2 separate regions of the Homo sapiens genome follow, and region 1 is linked to region 2. The links are chromatin contacts, found by Hi-C in ENCODE. All regions are on one chromosome and are shown on one strand. The core of a region is the stretch at or near the end of the contact, and the rest is flanking DNA. Distances in the headings are between cores, read along the strand shown.

Region 1 (2,700 bases), core at 199-2,698, 110 kb after region 2:
CCCTAGACTGGGTGTCCTGGAGCCAAAACTTTGAACTGGCAACTTTTTCCCTTCTCTGCCAGCCCATGTATATCTTGTCCATAACACTCTCCACTCCAGTTCATTTCTCATTCTCTCCTACCTGTAGAGTGTACTCCAAAGAGAACTTAAACACCATCATGCAGATTAAACACCTCTACCACGAAAAACATTTATGTGTTCCTTTGGAAGTTTCCAACTCCCAGCCCTACTTTACTGGAGTCGTAGAGACCGAATGGAGGACCCCTTTTCAGGTCTTTATTTTTTTCTTAAGCTTAAAGTCAAATGCAGAACCTCACACAGGACTGATGTTTTCCATCAGGCGCTTTCATTCATTCAAAGTGGAAATGCTTTGGGAGTCCTTTCTACTTGCCTGGTTGACACATGACTGACCCAAGTCTCTGCGTAAAAAGCTGTCCACACGCTTCTGATTGGTTTAGTGGAGAAAACGCTCTGACCAGGGTCTACCCAGGTAACAGGATTCTAGCCCGGGCCCTGCACTGAGTAGCCAGCCTTTCTCTAGGCCTTGCTGAACTGTCAAACCGGGGTGCGGCTGGGCTAGATCCCAGAGGGTGGCAGTCCGGTCCCAAGTCCCGGGACCCGAGTCGGGAGGGGCTTCTGTATGTGAGTTTAAACGCGCGGGGATTCACCTGTGAACCCTGGGGTCTGCACTCCTGTACGTCCGTGACTGATGCAGATGCTCCGGCTTTGGGAACGCTGCTGAGAGCGCCAGAGCCACAAGGTGCTTGTGCTGCTGCTGCACCGCCCACGGGGCTCTTGGGCCCATCTGCTTGGGCCAGCGCACCCCCCATCCGTATTGATTTCCGCTGCCCCCAAGGAGCTCCCGGGACTGTGTCCTGCCCCAGCTCGCTCCTGTGGCCTCCCAGTTCCTTTTTCTGTTTCTTTCTTTCCTCCTGGCTGCAATACTCCAGAGAAGGGAAGTGTTTGAAACTGCAACTGAGTGGCGTTGTTGCGCCGGCAGCCGAGCCTCCCAGTCCCCCAACGAGAAAGAGAGAGAGAGAGAGAGAGAGAGAAATTGAGAGAGAGAGAGAGAGAGAGAGAGAGAGAGAGAGAGAAGGGGGGGGAGGTGTGTGTCTGCGTACGAGAGAGCGCTCTGGAGCAAAGCAGCTGGAAAATGCCCAGAAATACTTTCACAGCGGTCAAGCTGGAACCCCCCGCGTGTCCTCCCCCTTCCCGCTCCTCCCGGCCTAGACCCCGCGCCCCCCGCAGGGAGGGTGTGCGCCCCACCTGCCACCGGGCTGCTCCGGGTGGTAGAAAGGGGTGACGGGGGACGGGGGCGGGGGCGGGTGGCGGCGCGGGGGTGAGAACCCGGAGGCGGCGGGGCCCTGGGCCGGGCTGCCCGCGGGACCGCGCGGCCGCCTCCCCCCGCCGCCGCCGCCGCCTCCCCCTCCTCCTCCTCCGCCGCCGCCGCCGGTCGCCTGTCTCCGCGCCGGGCATGCCTCGGGAGCCGGGGCGGCCCGGGCCGCGGGCGCTCTGCGGCGCATGGACGGCGGCGGCGCCGGGCGAGCAGCGGGAGGAGAAGGCGCAGGCGGCGGCGGAAGCGGCGACCCACGGCTGGGAGCACCGGCGGCGCGAGGGGACGGCCGGCCGCCCGCGAGGCTCCGGCCCCACTACTTTTCCGTAGCCTCCCCACCTCAGCAGCACGGCCGCCGCCGCCGCCGCCGCCGCCGCCACGGCCACGGCCACGGCCCCGGCCCCGGCCACCGCCCGCCGGGCAGCCCAGAGCGCCGCGCACGGCCGCACTCTCCCGCCACCCCACGCACACGCACACCCCCGCCCGCCCACGCCCCCCACCCGGGAGGGGGGAGAGAGGCAAAAAGTAAGAGAGGAAAAAAAATAGCAGGAAGATGGCGCCCACCAAGCCCAGCTTTCAGCAGGATCCTTCCAGGCGAGAACGGTAACACTTTTCTGTTTATTGAACCTGCCGCCGGGCCGCTGCTCCCGCCGCCGCCGCCTCCGCCGCCGAGGGCCCCTCTCCGCAGCCCGCCCGCCTCCTGGGCCGCGAGCCCGCGGGGACCTCGTCTGGGCGCAGCGCTCGCCCGGGGCCCCGCGCATTGTCCCCGCGGCGGCTGCGGCAGCGAGAGGCTCTGGCGGCGGCCGGGCTCTCTGAGCAGTCGCACCTCCTCGGCTCGGCGAATAGAGTGACTCACTGACAAAAAAAAAAAAAAAAAGAAGAAAGAAACAGAAAAGAGAAAAAGAAAAAGAAACAAACAGATGCGAAGGCGCTGCCGTGTGACGGGAGCAGCAGCGAGGGTGGGGGGCCGGGGATCCCCGGGGCCGCCGCAGGTCCCCTAGCAGCTGCTCTCGAGGAAGGGAATGAGGCTGGGGAGGGGGAGGGAAGGCGGCGAGCAGGGGGAGGAGGCGAGGAGCAGGAGGAGGAGGCCGGGGGCGGGGAGCGCGGAGCTCGCGCCAGGCCCGGAATGTGTCGCGGAGGGGCCGGCTCCGTCTCCGCGCGAGCAGCTAGGCCGGGCCGAGCCCAGAGGAGCGCGGCCGCCGCCTCCCTGCCTCCCGGGCTGCGCCCTCCGCTCGGCAACTTGTGGGTCTCCCGCTCTGCCCTCCGCTCTCATCTTCCCCTCCTCTCCATACCCCTCCCAAAGGAAAAAGAAAAATAAAGAAGAAAACCCTCAAATCCAAATAAGCAAACAAACAGCGAGATCCAAA
Region 2 (2,700 bases), core at 90-2,589:
CATCTCCTGATTTGGCCCTTCCTTTTATGCTTCTGTCTAATGTAACTATCGTCACATTTGCTTCCCCAGTGGAAGACTGTGCTGTCACAACTCCTAATCACGGCCATGTCTAAGGATTCAAACAGGAGGGGAAAGTTGATGTTAAAGAAGAGGCTCTTATTTATCCACATACAGATTGAGAACAGGCTCAGAAAGCAAATGCAGAGAGAATACATGACAAGTTAATGGCGTTTTGATAAAAACAGAATTTTTGAATTTTGCCTGAAGGTGACAGGCTGATTTCCATCAAATTTTTTAAGAAAGTCATTCCACTCTTCACATTTAATAAGACAGCTATTGATCGATAATTCCAAGATGATGATATGTCTCTAAAAGTGACACAAAGATTCTGTTATTTCCCATTTCTAAGCCCCAGTGATGAATATGCTTTCTCAATCAAGTTTAAAGAAAATTTGAGCTTTCAAATGTGAGAGTCATATTTCACCCAAGTATGAGATGCCTAATGCCACCTCCACCCCCCACTCCAGAAGCTTAATGCCGTCACCTAAACTCGTGCTATAGGAAATGAATTACAGAAGCAATCTACCCTAATTTGTTAACTTATTCAAATAACAGTTATTATACTTAACTATGCTAAAGATTATCTTTTTTGTGGCAGATTGTTTATTTTTTGATGAGCCTAATTACTGATTTTCTAAAAGTAATTTACATTTATTACAAATACATCTTTTAAAATGTGACAGATAAATGTTGTTCCCATAATGTATTATGAAAAAAGTTACTATTTAAAAACACATTATTTAATTTGAAAGATGAATGGCAAACATCATTATTTTTTTTTCCTGCAACACCTGTGCCCTAAGCTTATTAAAATGTGTGATTCTGTGTAGAGCTGCTAGAAATGGGGACTAAGGGGGGGCATCTATACCATATATACCCTAAAAATAAACTCAGTATGCAAAATTGAAGAAAGGCATCCCACTTACTAATATAGCTCAACTAATTTTCTGTGTTTCAGACTCTATTTACAATTGGCTGCAAGTGAGAACAAAAGTAGGAGAGAGAGAAATGTATTTTCTGTGAAACATGTCCACCCTATAATCACATTCTCCATCAGTATGCAGTAAAACTGACCATTAAGGGAGAGTAACTGCAATTCCATAAGCTGCTTCAAAACAAGTCCTATTAGAACCGATTGTACTGCTGGCTCTGCCAACCTCCGCAGAAGGGCTGGTAGAGCCTGGCTGATTTTGTTTTCTGAAAGGGGATAAAGGCTTGAAAGCAACACCACTCTGAGCATGACATCATGTGACTGTGACCCTCAAGTCACCAGTCATGCTGAGATCTGGAGCTCCAGAAGCTCTGGCACTGGAGAAGCCTTTGCGAAGCACTCTCCCTTTTTTGATCCTCTGGGAATTTCTTCTCTCTCTTACATAGACGTAGAATTGAAATGAAATGTAAATGATGAGCAGCTCCATCTTTAGACTTGGAGGAAGTGAATGTGCTGGTGGATCTGTGTAACCCTCACATTTTACAAGCAGGGACAATGTCAAACTAGCAGCCAGCCCGTCTGCCAGTCAGCAGTATTTTTTGTTAAGCCCCGGTGATGCCTGGCCTTATCTCGGGCAAAGGGAGAAACAGCCAGATTTTACTTCTGCAGAACTCACATCGCCCCCAAGTGACTTGTTATAGGCCTAGAGCCATTTAAATAGCCATATTTACTGGTCCTATTCAGGATTTTTTTCAGTATCATGTGGACAAAACATCTGGATGCCTGAAATTTTTACCAGACGTTAGCATTGGATAACTGGGTATAAATAGTCACATATTGTTAAAATACTATCAACCAGGACAAATTATTTAATCTCAAAATGTTGACATGCCTTCAGTATTTAATGTCAAGAATACATAGTAAAAATTGTTTGATAAATATGAGGTTTCATGTCTACAAGAGCTTAATTGTTGTCATTGTTCTTACTACAAGTTCAGAAAAAGAAAAAGAAAAAGCTGTGCTTTTTAAAGACATTTGAAAACCATCAGTGGTGATGCTCTTTTTATCAGGACAGTAAAATTCACCAAATTCCATTTGCTTGGTTTTTTTTTTTTTCCAGAACTAAGTTTTCAGATGATGAAATGATTATAATGCCACCCAGAAGAGATATAACTTAGAATAGCAGATAGAGTCTGCAACAGTAACAAAAATGTTTTCCAGATTTTCAAATGTTTTTTATTTACTGTGTTCTAATTAAAAACCCACTGAAACTGCTTGAGAAGTTTTAACATGATCTAACAGTATGCATTTGCACTGATTTCCAGGCATACTGCTGTGCTTTTCACTATTTTCATTTTTGTGTCATGTTTCTATAAAAATAGAGGGGTCAGTTACAGCAAATCACATCAAAGGAAAGGTAACTGGATAGATCCAGATCTTTCTGCCTAATTTGGAGGAAGCACATAATGTATGTCTGGAGTGCCTCCTAGGACCTGCCTCAGAGATGTACTTTGCGCTAATCTTTTTGCTGTATTCTGACAGTTATTTCTTCATAATCCTCATCATAAGCCTCTGATCTTTGATGAATGGTTTAACCCTAAACTTCAGGCTGGATAAATCCCGTGGTATAAAAATTTAACTCATCATATGCGGCCAGTGTGTGCTTTTTCTTTTCCTTTTGGTCTGCTCTAGTGATTTGGGGTTTTGTT

Evidence for each region. A loop is a pair of places that touch in the nucleus more often than their neighbours do. Pooled maps may share reads with other maps.
Region 1: a map of esophagus muscularis mucosa shows a loop between it and region 2 (3-fold over the local background). The contact joins the promoter of NPAS3 here to the enhancer-like site in region 2. A Hi-C loop is called at or near these places in 8 of 168 maps with a recorded cell type or tissue (dorsolateral prefrontal cortex, esophagus muscularis mucosa, head of caudate nucleus and 4 more) and 5 of 50 pooled maps.

What each region holds. Positions count from the first base shown.
Region 1 is chr14:32,937,431-32,940,130 of GRCh38, forward strand. NPAS3 (neuronal PAS domain protein 3) reads left to right here and starts at 1,449. Exons shown (of 12, transcript NM_001164749.2): 1 at 1,449-1,936. The coding sequence starts at 1,887.
Region 2 is chr14:32,825,257-32,827,956 of GRCh38, forward strand. The region is part of intron 13 of AKAP6 (A-kinase anchoring protein 6); the gene reads left to right. Among named protein-coding and RNA genes, the nearest start is that of NPAS3, 110 kb to the right of the region's middle. Within about 2 kb of position 1,340, at least 4 of the 41 ENCODE cell types and tissues checked have a DNase peak (open chromatin) inside an H3K27ac peak, as active enhancers do; they include dorsolateral prefrontal cortex, where a contact is called at or near this core.